Linked DNA regions of Mus musculus: region 2 is linked to region 1. Evidence: chromatin loops called from intact Hi-C (ENCODE). Cell type or tissue: heart. All regions are shown on one strand. Links, peaks and the distances in the headings refer to the core of each region. The heading gives the core; the rest is flanking DNA. Region 1 has its middle 14 kb from the start of Foxd4. Region 2 holds the start of Fxn (frataxin).

What was found. A loop is a pair of places that touch in the nucleus more often than their neighbours do. Peaks named below come from ENCODE experiments on the same cell type or tissue, not always from the same donor. Only the 100,000 strongest peaks of a DNase experiment are listed, where the experiment ranks them.
Region 2: a loop joins it to region 1, with 4 times the contacts of the local background. A loop is called at or near these places in 17 of 42 quality-filtered maps.

Annotation. Positions count from the first base shown.
Region 1 is chr19:24,881,286-24,892,325 of GRCm38, reverse strand. No RefSeq gene overlaps it. Among named protein-coding and RNA genes, the nearest start is that of Foxd4, 14 kb to the left of the region's middle. In heart, for the core only: a CTCF peak has its summit at 6,610 (motif pointing right); no DNase peak of the experiment used is centred there; H3K4me3 peaks cover 238 bases; H3K27me3 peaks cover 4,442 bases.
Region 2 is chr19:24,278,507-24,289,546 of GRCm38, reverse strand. Fxn (frataxin) reads left to right here and starts at 8,957. Exons shown (of 5, transcript NM_008044.3): 1 at 8,957-9,140. The coding sequence starts at 8,982. It also overlaps the pseudogene Gm8789. In heart, for the core only: a CTCF peak has its summit at 8,963 (motif pointing right); DNase peaks (open chromatin) are centred at 5,166, 9,206 and 9,486; H3K4me3 peaks cover 1,855 bases; H3K27ac peaks cover 1,769 bases.

The DNA.
Region 1 (11,040 bases), core at 2,139-10,138:
CAATTAGACATCACTTTCAAACTCCATGCTTCTGTCTACAAATGAACTTTTCCCCCATCGTTTGGGATTAAAGCTGTATACTAAAGGAGTGTCTGTATTCCAGCCAGAGGGATTAAAAGTGTGTACTAAGGGCTGAACCACACAACTAGAATTTTTTTCTTCAGTAAATAACACAATCTTGGGGTTCACAGTGTGATCAAATATCCTGCAATCCCACTCTTGTGAGACCTGTGGGTGAGACTTTCCTGGCTACAGAAGAGATATTTATAAAGAACTCATAGACACATCTAAAGGGTTGGAGTGCAGGGGAGGGGAGAGGAGGAGAGGGGAAGTGAGGAGAGTGAGAGGGAGGATAGGAGAGAGAGAGAGAGAGAGAGACAGAGAGAGAGAGACAGAGAGAGAGACACAGAGAGAGAGACAGAGAGAGAGAGACAGAGAGAGACAGAGACAAAGAGACAGAGAGGAAGGAGCGACTCAGCTTTACTGTGCCAGAGCCACAGTAGGTAGGGTCAGGGTGTCACTCACTGTCCACGGCTTGTCCAGCATGCATGAGGCTTTAAGTTAAACCCCCCAGTATTGGGAGAGATCAGTAAAGAGTCTGTCCCTCTGCAACTGAGAGCTGCCCCCGGATGTGAGTTAGGTGCTAAATCCATGACAATCTTAGGGAGAACAGCATAGTTTTGTCATTCTGTGAGTTATCTCCTCTCCCAAACCTAACTTTGGGAGGCATTAGAATATTCCTTAGCAAGCTGGCAAAGAGATGGGGAGCAGAAAGAACCTAGCATTTCAGAGCAGAGGTCTGATCTCTGGCTGAAGGGTAAAGTCTTGGGTGTCACTGAGAGTTGATGCTTTACATTGGCTGTCCCTGAGGTCGGCCTCACCATATGTCATGGACGTGTCACACATGTGACATTTACCATCCTAACCTAAGCAGTTTTGATTGTACACATGAATAGTGGTAAGTACACATGGATTCACAGAAGAGCAGAGAACTTTGTTATCTGATATGAGCGTAATTCTGTGTCTGTGTAGCAGCTTATTTCTTTCTACCTCTCCTCAGCCTCAGCCCTGACATGAGGGTTAATCTCAGTTGTCAACTCAAAGACAAACCGCTGTATTCATTCCTTCACTAACATTATGAAACAGGCCCCTTAGCACAACTGACTCCATGATAGAAGTACTGTCTAGGTCATAAAACAGCACATAGATGTACTACTACAGGCCAAAATGAACACAAAGACCTAACCCATCAAAACTCACAGTTCTGGGAAAGTCTCTAAATTGCTTTCTTTTGGGCTTCTGTTTGTTCTTGCTTACTGAAGTATGTCAACCCAGGATATGGATTTTTGTGCTTAAAACTCATCCTGAGAAAGGCTTGGTAGTACACTAGCATCCGGAACACCCAGTGTAGGTGCCGGCCAGCAAATAAACACTTTCTATTGCTGTAGAGTCATGTCTGAGCTGCCTTTTCTGGTGGATATTTCACAACATTAGGTCTCAGATTTCGGCTTCCAGCATGGGCTGGGGACAAGTTGCTCCTCAGAAACTCTTTAGGCCTTCAGCACCAGAATGGAATTGCTGGAGCACCCAACCCACAGACTGAAAGAGTTCTCTGTCTCTCCTGTGTGAGGCAGACATTGTTGGACTTTCAGGACTATATTGTGTAAATGCATCTAGCAAATTCCCTTTAGTTACCTGGAAACCGGCATTCTACCCCCAAAGATTTATCCTATTATTATTTTTTAGAGTGGCAGGCTAATTGTGGGTGGAGAGGGTGTGTGCCCTGGCAGTGTAGATTAGGGGTGCAGGGGGAGACTAGAGAGATGCCTCCCGATTACATCTGTTTGCAGATTTCTGCCCTTCCCCGGGAACTGTCATGTTGGCTCTTGGTATTTTAGTGCCTGGCATGGAGCTTGTCGCGGAGCAGGTGCTTAACCCAAACATGGGGTCTATGACCTGAAAGAATAGTTTTATTTTCAGCTGTAACTGTCTTACAAAAGGTACGTTTGTGATAAGTAAAAAGAAGGTTCTGGAAGATAAAGAACCCAGGATCAGTAAAGGTGACGGGGCTGTGACAAGACGAATTCTGGAGAAAGTGTAAGAAGGAGAGGGAAGCAGACTGTGGTCCCTGACCCTTCTGCCACCTGCTTCTGCTCTCATGTGCCCACACGCCATCTTTAAAAAGGTGAGACTTGCGCCCCTTCCCTCTGTTTAACCCACTCTTCCCATTTACGCATTTTCTCCCCCCATCCCTCCCACTTCTAACTTGGCGTGCGGTCAATGTGCCTTCTACTGTGTGTCCTCGGACTGGAACCACTCGTTTCTGCGGGTGGTGGACCTCTGCCATACCCGTTGGTGGCACTAGTATATAGCATTCTCAGCTGCTTGTTGCTTTCCATTGCTCTGCCCGAGGGAGACTCCCTCAGCTCGTCATCTGTCCAGTAGTTCCCTGAGCTTGCTGGGGTCTAGTAGCAAAGGTCAGACTTTTTTCAGGCGGCTTCAGAAACAAAATCCAAAATACCTGCCCTCCCCGCATCCCATTGGATTTACCATGAACCATAAACATAAGCGCCCGCACGCACGCCAGCACGCACGCCAGCACGCACGCCAGCACGCACGCACACACGCACCTATGAAGCTTAGCTCTAGGGTCTCAGTACTCAAGTCTGCGCATGCCCAATACCTTCCTATAAAATGGTATGGTATAACATAAACTATGTTAAATGTTTAAATGGTTATCTGTCATACTGCACGCAGTATGGTGCTCTGTAAATGTTTACTGTATTGTTTTGTTTATTATAGTGCCGCCCCGGAATAACTTCTGTCCACACTGGGCCAAATCCACAGATTTGGAATCCAAAGGCATGAAGAGTCAGCAGGGTTCATTGTTATCCTCTCCCCATCGGGAAAGCTCTCCCTTGCTTTCCCACAAGCAGCAGGGCTCACTGTATTCACCATCTGAACTTTGAGTAGGAGTCTGTGTCGCACAGCACAGCTCCTGCAGTTGTGTTTTGGGGCAAGCCAGTCTTCTTTTGGGTGGTCCCAGAACTGCCATACTGACCCCAATCCTCCAGGATCCAGCGCCACACTCTTCCATCCCTGTCAAACTCTCCAGAAATGGAAACTTAAGGGGACTTTGGAAAGTCAGTTGGATGATGTTTTGCTGGGGCAAACACGTGAAGGAACGTTTCATTAAAGTGGTCACAGGTGTGAAAGACTAAGGCCGACTCGTGAGGGAACGTTTTGCTGAAGCAGACACAGGAGAGAGGATGCTCTGCTAAAGCAAGCACGTAAAAGGACATTTGATGAAAGATTCTTTGCTAATGACACCCATGTATTGGTCTGCCTTACACTGTGTAGTTGAGCTGCATCTGTCAGGATTCCATAGAGAGAAATGTACCAAAAACTTGTGGTGTGCTGCAGTTTGTTGCTGCTTCTAAGGACTCAGGCTGACTGGATGCACTTGCTGAGGCAAGACCGGTGCAGAGGCAGGAGCCAGACTGAGGCAAGGCATGTGGAGGACATGTGATGTTTGGAGGGTATAAGTAGGACTCCACAGAGTGACAAGGACAGAGCTTGGCTTGCTGGTCCAGCTAGGTGTGCAATGCTTGTGTGTCTTGCATCTTTGCTGATCTTTGCTTCCCTGAGAGAGGCACACCTGAGAATTCCTGGTGTTCCTATTGGTCCCTCCAGCTGACTCGAGCCAAGGCTGGGGTCTGGCTGTCTCTGCTAGGTCTGTCACCGCTGTTGCTAACCCAACTCTACTGAACTGGGCTGCTGGTGTATCTGTAAAGTGTTTGAATGGATTGAGCTGCCGCTGACTGCTAATCTGTGAAATGAATTGCTGATTTCCAGACAACACAGACGGGGAGTTGCTCCAAAGAACCTTTCTAGACAGGTCCACTTCCTCTGTATCCTTTCTTTTCAACTACCTCTCATGGGTGGTGGGGTTGCAAGGAAGGTTAAAGCATTTAAAAACCATCATTAAATATAGAATTTGAAAAAAAAATCAATGTTACACTTTCTTACAGAGGACTATATAGCATTCGGATGAGAACTCTCCAGTATGTTACTTGTGTGTATTGTTTGTGTTATTTTATTCTCTAGAAGGTTACATTTGCTAGCCCCGCCCCCCCCTCTCTGATGTCTTAGTGTTATCTTAATACAGCTAAGAACCAGGTTCCCCAGAATCTCTCCCCAGTGTGACTCCAGGTTAAGCTTGGCCACAAAAGGCATTTGTGCAAGGAGTTGTCACAGGCCACTATGGGCACTGGGGACAGGTTGCTGTGGATGTTGCCTTACAAATGTGCATCCATGGCCCAGCCTATTGCTCCACCTGATGTCACTCTTTACTATGAAGTCCCCACCAGGCATGCATATGTGCACCTCTGTGGCCAGTGTGTTGCTTTTCTGGTGACTTGCATTGTCTACGAAGCATGGTAATATTTATGGTCCGTGGGGCTCTAGACCATTCCTTCCATTCATCTATGCAGTATTTGAGATGCGAACAAAGTCTAGGTGTATATACCAGAAGACAGTGGGGGAATTCAGAACCAGGTTTTGGGAATTTGGCGTGTAGATAGCAGAGGAGATGATGGCAAAATGAAATCACTGCATAGCATCATAGCCTAGCATGATAGCAGAAGAAAACAGTAACAGACTGAGAATCGTTGTGACTCAGGAGGGAGCTGGGAGCTGTAGATCAGGGAGAAGTGGGGAGGCTGAGAAAGATGCAGAAGAGCATCAATGAGGACCAAGTAAGGACCATCAGCCCTTCCTCCCAGCCACTGGGCAGCTACACAGAACACATTGTTACAATCTGTTAAATGGGGCTGGAGAGAGATGGCTCAGTGGTTAAGTATGTTACTATGCTTGCAAAGAGCCCGAGTCTGGTTCCAGCATCCCCTGGTCATAGCTCACAACTGTTTGTAACTGTAGCTCCTGGGAATACAGCGCCCTCTTCTGGCCTTGGCAAGACCTACACTCACATGCACATACCTCCACCAACCACACACACAAAATCTTTTAAAAAACTCTGTTGAAGTCAGTTAGTGTTTTGGTAATGTCTTCTAGTCTCTATGGTAAGTACTCCTGATGTTCATTTCTTATAAATAAGCAAAGGTGGTGGAAGACAAAGAAACAGACTCAGTTAACAGCTGTCTGACAGCTGTCCTGGCTGTCTTGAGCAAAAGGACTATCAGTCTAACAGCCGGCTGACCTGCCCTTATGCCAGGATCAGCCAGCTGTCTGGAGCACTCCAAAGATGCCTTGAGACAACTATGCCAAGACTTCACGTAGCTCATTGCTCTGGCCCCTGGAGGCATAACATCAGCCAGAGCTGTTTGAAAGCAGACCTTTGCCTATCACAAGCCTCAGGAAACCATTTCTGAAGGGACTCTGGCCAGCTCGAGTGTGGTGAGCATGTCTCTGGCAGGCCTTGCCCTTCTTCCTGATTCTCTCTGCCTTGCTAAGAAACTGTTAGATTACACTCCTAAAGCTGATCAGCCAAGGTCTATCCCCTTGTTTGATCAATTCCTCTTCCCGAGGCTGACCACCAAGGTCCATCTGTCAGAGTACTCAGGCCCAGAAATCAAAAGTCTCCTTTGGCTCACCTAATTAACATTCCCAATTAAATTAAAACACCTCATCCTAACGTGGGGTTTCCCGTCTTACCATTATAAACTGCCATTTGCCTATGGACCATGTCTGTCTCCACTCTATCCAAAGGCAGTCCTTAGTTTCCCTGACAAATACCTCTTCCCCTCTCCCTTGACTCCCTTTTCTGTCCCCTTCCCTCTTCCCATCTCCTTCTCTTTTCTCCTCTATCTCATGCCTTGTCCCTTATCCATGCCCTCTGTCTCTCTGGGACAAATTAATCTCCTTTGTGCCTTGGTCTTGGGGTGTCTTGAGCCAGCTTCCAAGGTTGCTTACAATTTCCACCTTTGCCAGAGTGGGGTGCATCTCCTTGTGGTCTAGCAGAGGCCTGTTGTGTCTGTTGCTGAGGTGAGGCCATGATTGGTGCAAATTATAAGCCTCAATGCGCATGATTGTTGCTAAGAGGCAAGGCTGTAACTGACCCAGACAGTGGGTTGTGACTGGCCTAAACAGCCCTTCTGTGGCTGCAAGAGCAGACTGCTCAGAAGTGAGGTGACAGGAAAGACTGTCCTGTTTTGCCTGAGTTTGCAGGTGTTATAGTGCGAGCTTTTCTTGCTGACATTGTAGCATGCAGAGGCAGCAGAGGCAGCAGAGTGGTGGGCATGTCAGTGTCAGGGGCAGACAGAGTAGAAGGTCAGAGGCAGCTGTAGCTGAGCAATCGGTAGGCCAGGCTGTGAAGGCAGCGAGGCACCTGTCTTCTCAGCTAAGCAGATCTGGAGTGGTCAGGCAGGAAGAAGAGTGACGAAGGAAAGAGATGACAAGGGAGGCTGGAGAGCTAGGGCTGAAGGATAAAAGCCTGTCAGGAGTCAGAGGAGAGCACCTGTAAGCCTTGGTCTCTAAACCAGAGAGTTATCAAGTCCTCAGCGTCAAAGGTCTCAGCGGCCCCAGGTCAAGAGCTGTAACACCAGCTGATGTCAAGGACCGAGAGATCTTGTGGCCAGTACAAGATTGTAACACTAGAGGGCAGCATCCTCACTGTTTCCTGCTGCCTAATGCCCGAGGTCTCTGCATCCAAATACAGAAGAGAAGCCTTTGGTGAGGTTCCACTTGCCTACCATGATTTCCCTCTGGGTAGAGCTAAAGGACTGTCAGCTGGCTAGAGACACCGTGTGACTCAGAAGGTCATATAAAATGCAGGCTGGGTTTGCTGCACCCCTTTATATGTAAAGGAATCTTAGATCCAGAAGGAAGATTGTAGTGACTTAAGGGGCAGGCATATCCACTTCATAAATGTGCCAAAACAACACACCAGAAACTGGGTGGCCGAAAACAACTGCCTCATTATTCACAGCAGCCAGAAATCCAAAGTAAGGTGTTGGGAGCACCGTGCATTCTCGGAAGGCTGCAGGGAAGTCTCTGTTGCGTGTCTTATCTTGGGCTCTCCTGTTGCTTGCCAGGCTAAGCATTCCTCCAGCACTCCGTGCATGACCATCACTCTGTGGGAGCACTGCTCCACGGCTGTTGCTTTGCTTCCATCTCTGCCTCCCTTAAGGGGTTCTCCCTGGGTCTATGTCTGTGTCTCTTTTCTTCTTATGACATAGCAGGCTAAGGGCATATACTTAACTGGTTATATGCATCAACAACTCTGTTTATAAAAAGAGCTTTTTACAAAGTTCTCTGCTCTTCTGCGAATCCATGTGTACTCAACACTATTCATGTGCACAATCAAAACTGCTTAGGTTAGGATGGTAAATGTCACATGTGTGCTTTTATTACAGAAGCCGTCCTCTGGCATGTCCGTGACATATGGTGAGGCCGACCTCAGGGACAGTCAATGTAAAGCATCAACTCTCAGTGACACCCAAGACTTTACCCTTCAGCCAGAGATCAGACCTCTGCTCTGAAATGCTAGGTTCTTTCTGCTCCCCATCTCTCTGCCAGCTTGCTAAGGAGTATTCTAATGCCTCCCAAAGTTAGGTTTGGGAGAGGAGATAACTCACAGAATGACAAAACTATGCTGTTCCCCCTAAGATTGTCATGGATTTAGCACCTAACTCACATCCGGGGGCAGCTCTCAGTTCCAGGGGGGACAGACTCTTTACTGGTCTCTCCCAATACTGGGGGTCTAACTTAAAGCCTCATGCATGCTGGACAAGCCGTGGACAGTGAGTGACACCCTGACCCTACCTACTGTGGCTCTGGCACCTGTGCTCCTGTGGCTGGCACAGTAAAGCTGAGTCTCTCCTTCCTCTCTGGGGTTTCTAGGAAGGAGATCGATTTCTATGAGCAGTGACACTGTTGAAACTGATAAACGATATATACATATACATACATATATATATATATACACACACACACACACACATATATGTGTGTGTGTGTGCATGTGTGTTTGTGTGTGTGTGTAGTGTATGGACAAGGATTATAAAAGACTGAAGAAGCTGCAAAAGAAGAAAGGGTTAAAGGCAGTTTTGGACTTTTGTTTTTTGTTTTGTTTTCCACAAAATGGAAGAGGTTTGAACATGTTTCTATGATGAATAAGTTAAAGAGCCCTAGGGATGGGGAAGCCAAAGATTCCAGACAGAGAGCAAGTAATTGATGGGACCAGCTCCCGAGGGTCTGGGGTCTGAAGTGCAGGAGGATGGATCAATCATGGGCTTGGAAGGGGGGCAGGAGGGAGGCTGTAGGTGCAGATGTGGCTGGGGAGGGGGGGGGGGGAGGAAGTCCTCGGTGCAGCTGGGTGAACCGTGACAACACAGCTCTGGAAATACTGAAGGTGTTCAGCAAGTCAAGAGCCGTTGCTGGTGTGAGCAGCTGCAACAACAGCTTGCGACGCTCGCAGTGCCCCGTGGGTAGAAGATTAGTTAGGGATTCTGACCATGGGAACTGAGATGGGGAGGGCAACCTACTCCTCATGCTGACGGACGGGACTGCGGGGGCACAGGTTCATTGTTAAAACCTGAAAACTGCTCTGGAAGACCAGAGGGAAGCCCCGGTTGGTACCCACCTCTCTCTGGCACTCTAACACCAGGACTTCAGGTACACCCCATCACGCTTTGGTGTGTGGGGCATGCATCTGAGTGTGTGGGTTTGTGCACAATGTATGGAGGCCAGAGGGGGATGTTGATTGTCTTCTTCCATGACTTGACAACCTGAGTTCGCATCCCCAGAACTCAGTGAAAACCCGACTCTGTAGCTCTTAGTTTTTCCTTCCAGTGCCCCCTAAGGAAGTTGGCAAGCTGACACAGGAGACTATCAGGAAGCTCATGGGCCAGTTATCCAGGCTCAGGGCATCATCAAAGAGACTTTACCTCAATTGAGGTTGGAAACTGAGGACTGATACCTAAGGCTGCCCTCTGACCTCTCCATGCACACCTTGGCACTCACATGCCCATATGCTAGAATATGCACACACACTCATACAATCACACAGCACATACTACACATGAACATAAATGTACCTACATACTACCCTTTAATGCTCTCAGTTCTCTGTATTACAACATTGTGTGCTAGGTGGACAAGGTAACTGAGTCTTTGGGCATGTTAGTTGCTATACATGCTATTATGAGGACAAGAAGAAGCAATCAAAATTACGAATGTATAAATTTAAATCCCACACCCTCATCCATATTCATATGTAGGTACGTGTACACAGACACAGACACAGACAGACAGACAGACAGACACACACATACACACACACACACACACACACACACAGAGAGAGAGAGAGAGAGAGAGAGAGAGAGAGAGAGAGAGAGAGAGAAAGAGAGGAACTTCTGTTTTCTCAAGCTCTGTCCTATAAGAAATCACGTAAGGAAAGTGGGAAATAGAGTCTGTGATGCCCAGGCAGAGATGCTCAGAGACCAGTGGGGTAGGAGGAGGGCAAGAGAATAAAGACAGAAGAAACAGACTAGATAGAAGCAGTCTGGTTCTGTAGGAGAGAGGGGGACAGTGAGGATCAGAGGCATGGTGACATGCTCAGTCTCTGGGGACACCAGGGTGCTGGCTTTTACATGTGTTGCAGCAGAGCTGGTAGTGAAAGTGAACAGATACTCCAGGATACAAAGAAAGCAACCCCCCAAAATCACAAAATAAAAGTTTCCTCTTGAGCCATGCTTATTCATAGATCTCCTCCACTCTCCCTAAACCAGAGGATGGGCTCGAACAGGGTCACTAGCTGGTGCCTGGGCTTTCTGGCTCCCTTCTGACATTGGGGTGCAGAGGTGGATTGAAGCATTGAGACTCACTCCTGAACTCACTGAAAGAGTGGAGGTGGGGGGATGGACAGACAGACAACTTCTTAGACTACTGGTGGACAACCTATCTGTGAACTTTAAGGCTGTGAGACTGGTTCCTGGTTATAAATTTTTGCTCTCTCTTTGGCAACGATGCCATTACGAACTGAATTGTCTCCACGCAGTTCATGCCCACGGCTTCCACCTTCTGTGGTCCTTGATGCCAGAAATTAATGTGGCTTTAAGAGCTCACATGCCAAGTGTTTTAACACATCAATTCATTATCTGCATATGAATGTGGGTGTGCATATGCCATAGCAGGCTTGCCACTGTGTGTGTGTGTGTGTGTGTGTGTGTGTGTGTGTGTGTAGGTGAGAGGACACTTTGCAGGAGGCAATACTTTCCTTCCAACATGTGGGGCCTGGGGATCAAGCTCAGGGCGTCAGGCTTGGTGACCAGTGCCAAGGCATCTTGAAGGGTCACACGAACAGTTTTCTGTATAAACTGAATGTCCTTGTATTATTGCACTTTATCTTGCTCCCAACTGGTCCCCCTAAAATTAATTTTTAATAGAGATGTCTTTGCACTAATTAAGAAAGGTGACCAGATTTTCTTTCCTTGCTTCTTGGAGCTGCCCTGTCCCTTTTGTCACCAGTGCAGGCTGTTGTACTTAAGGAACACAAAATAAACCCACTAGTAATAACAGCAGTATCGGTACCCAACATTTTACTGTTTATCCAACCTGTGTTAGCCACTGCACTAAACCACACAGAAGCACTGCAGGGGTTGTTCATGATGAGAAGAGGAGGGGAGTGTGGTGTGGTCCTGAGGGCAGACTGGAGTTCAAGTGTGGTCTTTGTGATAACTGTCAAAAACGGCGCATCAAGTTATCCTTTCACAATTGCAATGAGATGGGATCAGCTAAGAGACACATTAATTAATCGCTGGGCAATGAAAACATTACACAAACATACAAAGAAAAAATCCAAAATGATGAAATTTGTAGGAAAATGGGTGGGACTGGAGAATATATTAAGTGATATAACCCAGGCCCAGAAAGACAAACACCATATGTTCTCTTTCATTTATGAATCCTAGCTTCTAATTTTTAGTATATGTGGGAGTGAGGGTGGGTAAAGCCCGGGAAAGCAGACAGGGGCCCAGAGTGGAGACAGGGAGGCTTGGGTGGGGGAGGGGTAGTAGA
Region 2 (11,040 bases), core at 2,041-10,040, 600 kb after region 1:
AAAACTCCAGGACTGTATTTGTGACTAATTGTATAACAGGTTATTTTTAGTTTCTGTTCTGTGGAAAGTGTAAAGCATTCCAACAAAAGGTTTTACTGTAGACCTTTTTCACCCAGGATGTTGATTGCTAAATGTAATAGTCTGATCATGACGCTGAATAAATGTGTCTTTTTTTTTTTAAATGTGCTGTGTAAAGTTAGTCTATTCTGAAGTCATCTTGGTAAACTTCCCCAACAGTGTGAAGTTAGAATTCCTTCAGGGTGGTGCCAAGTTCCATTTGGAATTTATTTATGGTTGCTTGGGTGGAGAAGCCATTGTCTTCAAAAACCTTGATGTCGTTAAACTGCCAGTTACTATTGTAACTTTTAATGAGTTTCACCATTGAAAGGGTCATCCAAGCAAGGTCACAATTTGGTTATAAAATGGTTGTTGGCACACGCTATGCAATATCAAAATTGAATAATGGTATCAGATAAAATAACAGATGGGAATGAAACTTATGTATCCATTATCATGTGTACTCAATAAACGATTTAATTCTCTTGAAAAAAAAAAAAAAAGAACACAGGCTCCCCCCTAAACCGAGTGCTTGGCCTGTTTCAACCCAAGAGGAATCAAAGTATCAAGATCTGTTTGGGAAGGCCAGACCACCAGGGATGGAGGGAGGACAGTCCAGAGGGTGGGAGTGAAGAGATTGCCCCCACCCCTGCTGAGAATCCCCTACCCCTAAGGTCTGGCAGGAAAGGGGCAGCCCTGCTATACTTCAGAGCAAGTTTAGGGCTGCCAGATGGCTGCTAGATGCTAGGGGGGCCGGAGGTGGCTCACATAGGCATCCCCTCAGGGAGATGATAGGGCTGCCACTTAGTTTTTCTACCAGAGTTCAGGGGTCCTTAACCTCCTCAGAAGCAGTTTCCTTTTAATTCATGCTTGATTCCTGTCAGCTTCTTCTTGATGGCATCCTTGGAGCTGGTATAGATTGTTTTTGATCTTGAGGCAAGCACCAGAGAAGTGCCCACTAGCTGGCAGAGCAAAGAGCTCGGGAGAAGCCTCAACTCAATTGTCTGAATAATCAGATCTAAGACAAAAGAGAAGCAAACAAGCACAGCAAATTCAAAAGGCACCAAGGGCACCCAAGGGGCAGTTCCAGAAACAAGGACAAGCAAGGCACCGGAGTGGCTTTGGTAAGAAACTCTGGGGTCCAAAGCCAGACCTGGCCCGCAAGGCTTATTAGCAGAATGCTCACCTTGGAGTTTTTATAAGGAAAACAGAGAGTTGCAAGTCTGGCAGGAAATTATACCCTCACTCCCAGAGCTGCAGCTGGCTTGAACTATCCTATTCCCACTGTTAGGACTCCAGAGCACTGGTCCTTTCCTCATGGACCCTCGCAGCCTGCAAGGATGACACAAGCCCTGTTTATCTCCAGTTGAGGACCAGGCCTGATCTTGAAAAGACAGCCATAAGACAACAGCTCCGGGAACAGACCATAATATCCAGAAACAAGGTCTTAAAACCCGCTCCCAAAGAACAACCAGGGAATAAGCACAAAAATAGGGAAATATCTTATCTTGGGATGGGCCATCTGTGCTGGGCAGCCCTCCCTCATCCTAAGGTTAAACGTCAATGACATAGGACCACTGGACACCTGGGACCCCCTAGCACCCATCAGTGAAATTTTAAATTACCTAATCCTTCTAGAGAGTTCCCCCAGTTCCCTATAAGAAGGCCTGTGCACCTTTGTCTGGGGTCACCATCTCAAAAAAACTGATTAATCCCGATTGCTGGTTGTTTCTGCAGAATAAACGCTCTTTGCCTTTGCATACTGAGTCTGGGGTCTTCCTTCAGTAATTTTCGGACCCTTACAAGTCCATCCAGGTTGTTCCTGCCAAGTCCCAAAGAAAGTCAGAACAAATGGCTAACTGTGGGGTCAGCATACCAAAGTTGAAGCTGGACGCTCACTCTGGCACCTGAGTCCTCTTAGCTCTTTGTACCTTAACCATCTCCAGCTTCCCTTCCCCCAGCTTCTGTTGCCTTATAACCCTACTGTTCCTGCCACACTCTTAAACGCGTTCTCACGACCGGCCAGGAAGAACACAACAAACCAGAATCTTCTGCGGCAAAACTTTATTGCTTACATCTTCAGGAGCCAGGAGCGCAAGCCCCAAGCCCCAAAAACGAAAGCCCCCCCCCCCCCGCTTACATCTTTAGGAGCCAGAGCGCCAGAGCGTCAGAGCGCCAGAGCGCAGAGCAAGAGAGAGAATGGCGGAAACCCCGTCCCCTTTTAAGGAGAATTATCCTTCGCCTAGGACGCATCACTCCCTGATTGGCTGCAGCCCATGGCCGAGAAAAGGCAGAGTACATGTAGTGGAAAATTACTCTTGGCACATGCGCAGATTATTTGTTTACCACTTAGAACACAGGATGTCAGCGCCATCTTGTGACGGCGAATGTGGGGGCGGCTCCCAACACCACACACTCTCTGGGTTCCCTTGATTCTCGTAGTCAAGTTCAGTTGGGACTCTTCTAGATGTTTCTTTTGTCCTCTCCCTCATATCTATACCTTGGAGCAGTCATATCCTCAGTTCATTGGGTCCTCTCTACCTGTTTGGCTCTTCCTCTCTCCCCTCCTTTGCCTAACCAACCTCTGATGGAGTGCCTTCATCACACCTCAGATTGAGGTGGGGCCAGTCTTGTGATTATTCCTATCACTGCACTCCCCTGGTTCTATAAGACAATAAACTCCACTCCTTCCTGCACACGACTATAAACTCATACAATGGTCAGCATCCTTACTCATTGTATCATTAGCAACCATGGGGCTTAGATCTATAGACACTTGACCTACTGGTGGATGGATAGGTAGCTGAACTAGGGTGGGGTGGGGTGGATGGAAAGACAAGCCTGAGCAAGAAGAAAGAATAGCAGTGAGGTAGTGAAATAGAGATTAAAACTAGAAGTCAGATTAAAAACAGACTCCTTGTGATGGTTTGCATATGCTTGGCCCAGGGAATGGCACTATTAGGAGATGTGACCTTCCTGGAGTAGGTGTGTCACTGTGGGGATGGGATTAAGACCCTCATTTTAGCTGCCTAGAGGCCAGTCCTCCACTAGCCGCTTTCAGATGAAGACATAGAACTCTCAGCTCTGCCTGTACCATGCCTGCCTGGATGCTGCCATGTTCTCACCTTGATGACGATGGATTGAACCTCTGAACCTGTAAGCCAGCCCCAATTAAATATTGTCCTTATAAGAGTTGTCTTGGTCATGGTGTCTGTTCACAGCAGTAAAACCCTAACTAAGACACTCCTGTAATTGAAAATATCTACGGAAGAAAGACTTTACATGACTATGATGTCCAGAATATAGATACAGGTAACAGTTGCTGTCCAGCCTGGAAGACAACTGTGGTGGAAATTTTATGCAGAGATTTCACTGCACCGGTGCTTGATGTGAAAGAAGAAAGTGTGGAGTCTCATAAAAATTAAACGAAGCAGAAAGCTGCATTGCCTGTTACAACCAGAGATCTTGGAAAGGGGGGCGGGGGGCGGATCAGAGCCTGGGAATGGTGGCTAAAATAAGGTGACTTGCCCAGTAAGAAGGGGAATCACAGAGGAAACCCAGTCACTACTGGAAACCCAGTCACTACTGGAGATACCACCTGCATGGGTAAGACAAGAAAGAGGGGAAACAGCCACCAGCCTTTTCTCTGATGTACCACTGCCCTCCAGGCTATAATGTCTGTTATTGTAATGTATTGTATTGTAATCCTCATCCACCCAGGTTGCTCCTGCCATGTCCCAAAGAAACTTTAGGACAAACTGAAGGGAGTTTGGGAGTTGTTATGGTTTGTATATGCTCAGCCCAGGGAGTGGCACTATTGGAAAATGTGGCCCTGTTGGAGTAGGTGTGGCCTTGTTGGAGTAGGCTTGTCACTCTGGGTATGGACTTTAACACCCTCATCTTAGCTGCCTGGAAGCAGTATTCTGCAAGCAGCCTTCAGATGAAGATGTAGACCTCTCAGTTCTGCCTGCATCATGCCTGCCTGGATGCTGTCATGTTCCCACTTTGATAATGATGGACTGAGCCTCTGACCCTGTTATACATTGCCCTTTACAAGACTTGCCTTGGTCATGGTGCCTATTCATGGCAGTAAAACCCTAACTAAGACAGAAATGTAATTTGCAAGGATGAGAGTCCCCTATTCAAAATAAAGCAAATCAGCCCAGGACTAGCGATCAGATCTAGGTGTGAATAGTAGCAGAGAGGATCCTGGTAACCAGGAGGCTGCAGCCACCACCTGACCTTCCTTCCAGGGGTGAAAAGATCTTGGTGAAGGAGACAGAGTACTGTGGCCTGGGGCCAAGGAGCTTAGCACAGGCCACTATTTCTAATGACTTGTAGGGCTAGTAAGGAACAGAAAGGTGTGTTGTGCCGGCTAGTTTTGTCAACTTGGCACAACCCAGGATCATCTGGGAAGAGGGAACTTCAACTGAGAAAATGCCTGCATCAAACAGGTCTGTGGGTAAATCTTTAGGGCATTTTCTTGATTACTGATTGATGAGACCCACGGAGTGTTTTCTGTGCTCTGCAGTCATGGGTATAGAACTTGCCTCTTAAATACCACCAAGACTAGCCACCTGACCATGTGTGTGACCCACACTTGAGGATTTCCATTTCTCACAAGCTGTTTATTCTGTCTTTATGTAAAGCCCTAAGGCATTTGCTCTATTTGACAGTGAGGAAACTGAAACTCTGAGAAATGAGAAATAGAGCCAGTCATGGAGGTGTGTGCCTATAACTCCAGCACTCAGGAGCTGGAGGCAAGCGAACAGGGAATTCCAAGCCAGCCTGGGCTTCCTAGCAAGACCCTGACTCAAAAAAACTAACTATAAATAAGAACCAAGTTTGAAGGAATTTGGACAATGTCATGAAAATTATCTCAAACTTGGAAGTAAGAAAAAGAGATTGCTGTAAGTCTATAGCTCAAACTTGCACAAAGAAACTGAAGGGGACAATTTTGCCCCAGACACTCCAAGAGACGATATTGCAGTGTCTAGAAACATTAGAGTATAGCAACTTAATCTGGAGTGGGCACTACTGCCACCTAGTGGTTGGAGTCTAGGATTGCTGCTGAAACTCAGACTGGGGCAACCCCACAGCAAGGAGGTCAAAGGGTCATCATTGAGAAATCCTCAAGGAGAGCATGACCACACTTGACCTATGACTGACTACTAGTTGTGTCTCCAGCACATCAACATGTAGAGCGCTGTTTTCAGGCCTTTGACTTCTGACTCGGCAGCTACCCCAGGCAGTACAACGTGTGTGGAGTCTGCAGCAATTGGGTCTTCTTGTCAAGTTCTGGTGGACAGTCGGGAGCAATGACAATAGTCTGTATTGTTGGGGAGACTGTTTGAACCTCTCTTACCAACAGCTTGTGGGGAGGTAGCTTACACTTGGCTTGTTTTTCTTTATGTGGTGTCGAACCCACAGCTTTGTACTATTGAGTTAGAGCCCTAACCTTACCCTCTCTTCATAAATACAGATATACACTGGATTTGGGGTCGTATGACCTTATACAACCTTAGTCACTTCTTTCAAGGTTCTGGATGCAAATACAGTTTGGTCAGAATGTATTGGGGAATGAGATTTTCTGCAGGGAACTTGAAGGACATTTCAGCTCATTATATATCTCTATTTCATTGTTAACATCTGCAGGGCAGGTGGTCCTGAGTTGTATAAAAAGCAGGCTAAGCAAGTCATTTGGAGCAAGCTAGTAAGCAGCACTCCCCCGGGACACACACACACCAAAACACACCCCCGCCCATGGTCTCTGTTTCGTTTCCTGCTGAGTTCCTGTCCTGAACTCCCTTGTGTGTCCATGAGAAGCATGCTTCTCACCTGTTGAATGCTGTGCTGTACAGATACAGCAGCTGAGCCCACAAAGCCATGTGTATTTCTATCACAGCACAGAGCTTCCTTGAGGGACAGCTGCTACATCTATGCCAACTCCTTAATCAATACAAGCCACCCTCTAAGGCTGATATCTCAGAGCTGAGGATGGGGCTCAAAGATGGAGCACTTGCCATACATGCCGAATGTGGTGACAGACACATTTAAACCCAGCACTTGAGAGGCAGAGGCAGATGAATTTCTGTGAGTCTGACGCCAGCCTGGTCTACAGAGCAAGTTCCAGGTCAGTCAGGATTGTATAGTGAGACCTTGTCTCAAAAAGCAAACAACAACAACAACAAAATCCACAAATAAATAACATGTTGTTCCAACCACACCACCTGCCTCTATCTTTGTGACCCCTCAGATAAATCTCCAAGAATAATTTTGGTTTTGTAGAGATGAGAGCCCTCTCCCAAATGCTGACTCCTAGGACCCCAAGGCATGCTGCTGGAAGTCAGGCCCAGCAAATAAGCCCAACCTCCTCTCTTCTGGGCATCACACATTTCATAGTTAGCAATTATTATTTAAATTAGTGCTGTTTCTTACCTATTCTCAAAAACACTCATATCAGTTAACTGATTCACACACTTTATTAATCAGTAGGGGTTTTGGGGTTTTTTATTTTCTATTTTTTTATTTTTTTAGGTTTAGTTTAGTTTTTGGTTTTCTGAGACAGGGGTTCTCTGTGTAATTCTGACTGTTCTGGAACTCGATCTGTAGACCAGGCTGACCTCGAACTCACAGAGATCTGCCTACCTCTGCCTCCTGAGTGCTGGGATTAAAGGCATGCGCCGCCACCACCACCTGGCATGAGTCAATTCTATGTTAAGCTCACAGCAGTGTATCAGAGGCATGCCAGAGTTTGGATACTGAGTGCTACCAGTCTCCTGGGACACAAGGAGCTGTTCCCAGCTCCTCAGTAAACAGCGCTATGTCCTTGGCAGATGTTAGGGAGGAACACCTTGAACTTCTCTGATCTATAAGTAAATGAACAGGCTTACAGTCCCCCATCGTGGAAGTCATTGTTTTGGGAATATGTGCAACATCACTTCCGACCGGAATAGCTATCACTGGAACTTTCCATGCCTCTTCACCAGAACGTGCCCCTCCCTGGTACTGGCTTCTGTGGTTTGAATGCTTTTGTCAACTCCATGAATTCTTCTTGAGACCCTTAACACACACACACACACACACACACACACACACACACACACACACCAGTATTGGAAGATGTTGCCTTTGGATGGGTCTGGGTCATGAGGGCTCAACCCTTGCTATACACAGGGCTTGTTGGAGGCCTTTCTGTTGTGTGAGGAACAGCATTCTTCTCTTCCTCTCCAGAGGATCCATTTCTGTTCTTTATAATCTAACCAGCCTCAGGCAGTACATTACAGCAGCACAGAATGGACCATGATGCTGACCGGTAGCGTAGCCCTCACTGTTTTGCAGACTATTGGCTTCCATGGATGGGCACATGATCCCAGAGAGCCAGTTAGAGCTGTGATATTGAAACTAAGAAAAACTCCTTTTCTAAGACAGAGGGTGTAAGAGCCCTCGGACCAGAAATCAGGAAGCCAGGGTTCTAACTCCCCTTCAATCAGGGGGGAGTCACTTAATATGTCAGGGCTTCCAATTCCATATCTGAAAATTAGCTACAGGTCAGAGAGGGAGAAGGAGAGGAAGGAAGGAGAGAGAGAAAGAGAGAGGGGGAGGGTTGCATTAGCAGTCACTACAAACTTCCCCTTTCCTTTGTGGCTTTTTGTGGGAAATCAGAAGCAATAGTATCCCAAGTCAGGTGGTACATGGAGGATGTTCTTAAACGCTTTGCTGCTGACCGCTGCTGTCATTCAATCCTTCTTGAGACCCTGGAGGCAAAAGACTCCTCTGACACTGTCTCTTAACTCTTGAAGCTCAGAGTTCTCCAGTGTCATAATGGCAACCCGAGACAATGCACAGACTCCTTCTCACACTGACATAAAAGCCAGGAGAACTACCAGGAGTGTGAGGAACCTGTTGGGGCTGCTGGGGGGGAAAAAAAAAAAAACAGCTATGAGGAGAACCAATCACCAGTCCTGACTACTCCTCATCCAAGAAGCATTCGGGTACTTCAGCCGGGCACTTCCTTATTCCTACTGTTGTTTCAGAATCCCATACATGTATACAATGTGTTTTCGATCAAACTCACCTGCCACTCCCAACTCCTACCGAACCACCCCACCCCTCCTCCCAATTTTATGTTCCTTTTTAAATTTTTATTTATTTATGTGTTTATTTGTTTATTTACTTATTTATTTTGACTAGGTCTCACTATGTAGCTCCGGCTGTTCTGAAACTCACTATGTAGCTCAAGCTGGCCTCGAACTCCATATACCTGACTCTGCCTCTCGGGTGCTGGGATTAAAGGTGTACACTACCACCGCTCTGAATTTTTTTTTTTTTAAACCGACTCCACTTAGCCCTAACAGTGTATACAGTGTAGGACCATCCCCATGGAGCTAGGACAGCCAATCAGAGGCCATATCCCAGAAGAAAACTCACCCTCCCTCATCCTATAGCCATCAGCAACCAATAGTTCCTCGGCTGAGCCTGGGGCTACGGAAGCCCCTCCTCCATTCATGCTGCCTGGTACTTCTATTGCCTAAGAGATGCGGAATTTGAGATGATCGGGCAGTTGAAGCTAGCTGTTAGAACTAGTTTTGTTTTGTTTTTTAAGCAAAGCTATTTTGATCACCAGCGTATCTTCAGAATCACCCACTACCACTCTGTAAAATTGTTGTCAGCGAATAAACTTGCAGGGGTCAGTGTTTACACACTAGTGCTGCCCAAGGGATACGTTGCGAGTTTGGCGCAGAGCAGGTTCTGGGTTCTGGTTAAAGGTCTGCACAGGGCTGTAGTGCTGGACCTGCGCGCAGGAGCCCAGCCGCGGCGCTCGGGGGGGGGGGGGGGCGGGGGGGGGCGGGGGGGGGGCACGGCCACCAGGTGGCACCACCGAGTCCTCGCGCGGGGCGGAGCGGCCGCGGAGCTGGAGTAGCATGTGGGCGTTCGGAGGTCGCGCAGCCGTGGGCTTGCTGCCCCGGACGGCGTCCCGGGCCTCCGCCTGGGTCGGGAACCCGCGCTGGAGGGAACCGATCGTAACCTGCGGCCGCCGAGGCCTACATGTCACAGTCAACGCCGGCGCCACCCGCCACGCCGTGAGTACGCGCTTCGCCGGGCCGCACACCGGAGCGCAGGCCGCGCCCGCCCCTATGCCGGGGACGCGCAGCGCGCACGCGCCGAGTCGCTCTGGTTGCGCGCGCGTTTGGGTGCAGGGCGCGCGCGGTGTTTGCGCGGGCTTCGGACCTTGGCGGTGGGGATGGGAAAAGACGAGTTTCCGTAATTAACACAGGATGTATAGCGTGTGCAGCAGGGCGTGTTTATTATTGTGTGCACTCCGAAGTTGCCTTTTTCAGGGCGTGAGACTAATGGGGTTGTGGAGTTGCTCTGAGCAGGGCTTTTTGTTGCTTGTTTGCCTCACTCTGTATCCCTGGCTAGCCTAGGATTGGCTGAGTACCCCAAAGTGGCTTCAATCCTGTGATCCTCCTGCCTCCTCTCTGCTGGGATCACAGGTGTAGCAGCAGAGCCCTAGAGTCCAGCTTTTGGAAAATGAGGGGATCTTGGTTCCACGTTCTGACTGCGCGGCGCTGGAGAGCCCTGTGACCTTGGGGAGACCCTAACTGTCTGGGGGCAGGGCTTGGCTTTCTGTTCCGAGGAGATTAAAGGGTAACACCCATTTTGCGATTTTGGCGGGAGAATTAAACTGTATTCGCAAAGGCCTTAGCACTTCAGATAAGTCTCGGTTCTTAGTAGATGCAAAGAACAGAATCTGTTACTCCGTGGCTTGAAAAGACAGCAGTAGGGTGAAGGAAGGCTTTCCGGAGAGGGCCGTGATAGATGCCAAAGAACGGGTCTGGGGAGCATTCTAGGAAGGGGAGAGCTATGGACAAAGGTGGAGTAGGCTGTGGGATAATAATGTCTACAGGTTTAAACCCAGCTTAGGATTCTTGAGGTCCTGTCATTAAAATAAAAAACAATAATAAAAATAGGGCTAGCTTTGTAGCTCAGCAGTGACATGGTCACTTAGCGTTCAAGAGTTCTTGGGTTCTTTCTATAACACTGAAAAAGAAAGTTTAAAAACAAAACAAACAAAAGTGGACTGGTCAGAGAGAGAGACGGCTAGGGTTTGAAGGGCCGAACCTGTAACCCATGCTTCCTCAAACACTTTCTTGGATGTTTACTGCCCTGTTCTTCCCTTGCCTGGCGCCTGACAGCTGGGCTCCAGTTGCAGCTGTGCACTTTGGATTTCTGCATCTCTGAGAGCCTGAGCAACTTTGTCTTTGGCATCTCCGTTTCCTCGCCTGTACAATGCAAATACAGTCGGTCCATCTTTATGCTCAGAGTCTGTTCTCAGTGGCTCAATATCGTTTACGGTCCCCAGTTGTCTACCCTGATGCTCCTACAGTCACTTTGAAAGCGGCAGACTGGCCAAAAGCGCAAGGCTCATGGAAGGTGTCCCCTCCCGGCCGTTGTCCAACAAGGCTTGATTCCGCTGTCACGGAGTGAGCAGATATTCAGTCTCTTCAGCGAAATGCCTGTTTGCGTCGATGTACCTGTGGGAGACTTTGTCGTTTGAAAGTGGTCCCCAAGCCTAGAGCCACAGTAAACATAGTAAGATTGTGGAATGGCTTGCAAAGAAAATGTATGAAAGAAACACCTCACTCAGGTGGGCAGTGGTGGCACAGGCCTTTAATCCCAGTACTTGGGAGGCAGAGGCAGGCGGATTTCTGAGTTCGAGGCCAGCCTGGTCTACAGAGTGAGTTCCAGGACAGCCAGGGCTACACAGAGAAACCTTGTCTCGAGAAAAAAAAAAAAAAAAAAAAGAAAGAAAGAAAGAAAGAAAGAAAGAAAAAAAGAAACACCTCACTTCAGCATGAGTTATAAGTGTTCTTGCTTCAAGTTCAAAGCTGACAAACCAATAATATATAATAAATAAAGTGTCTTTAGACAGACATGCACAAACAGAATTATGCATACGCATTGGCCATTTGATAGTTA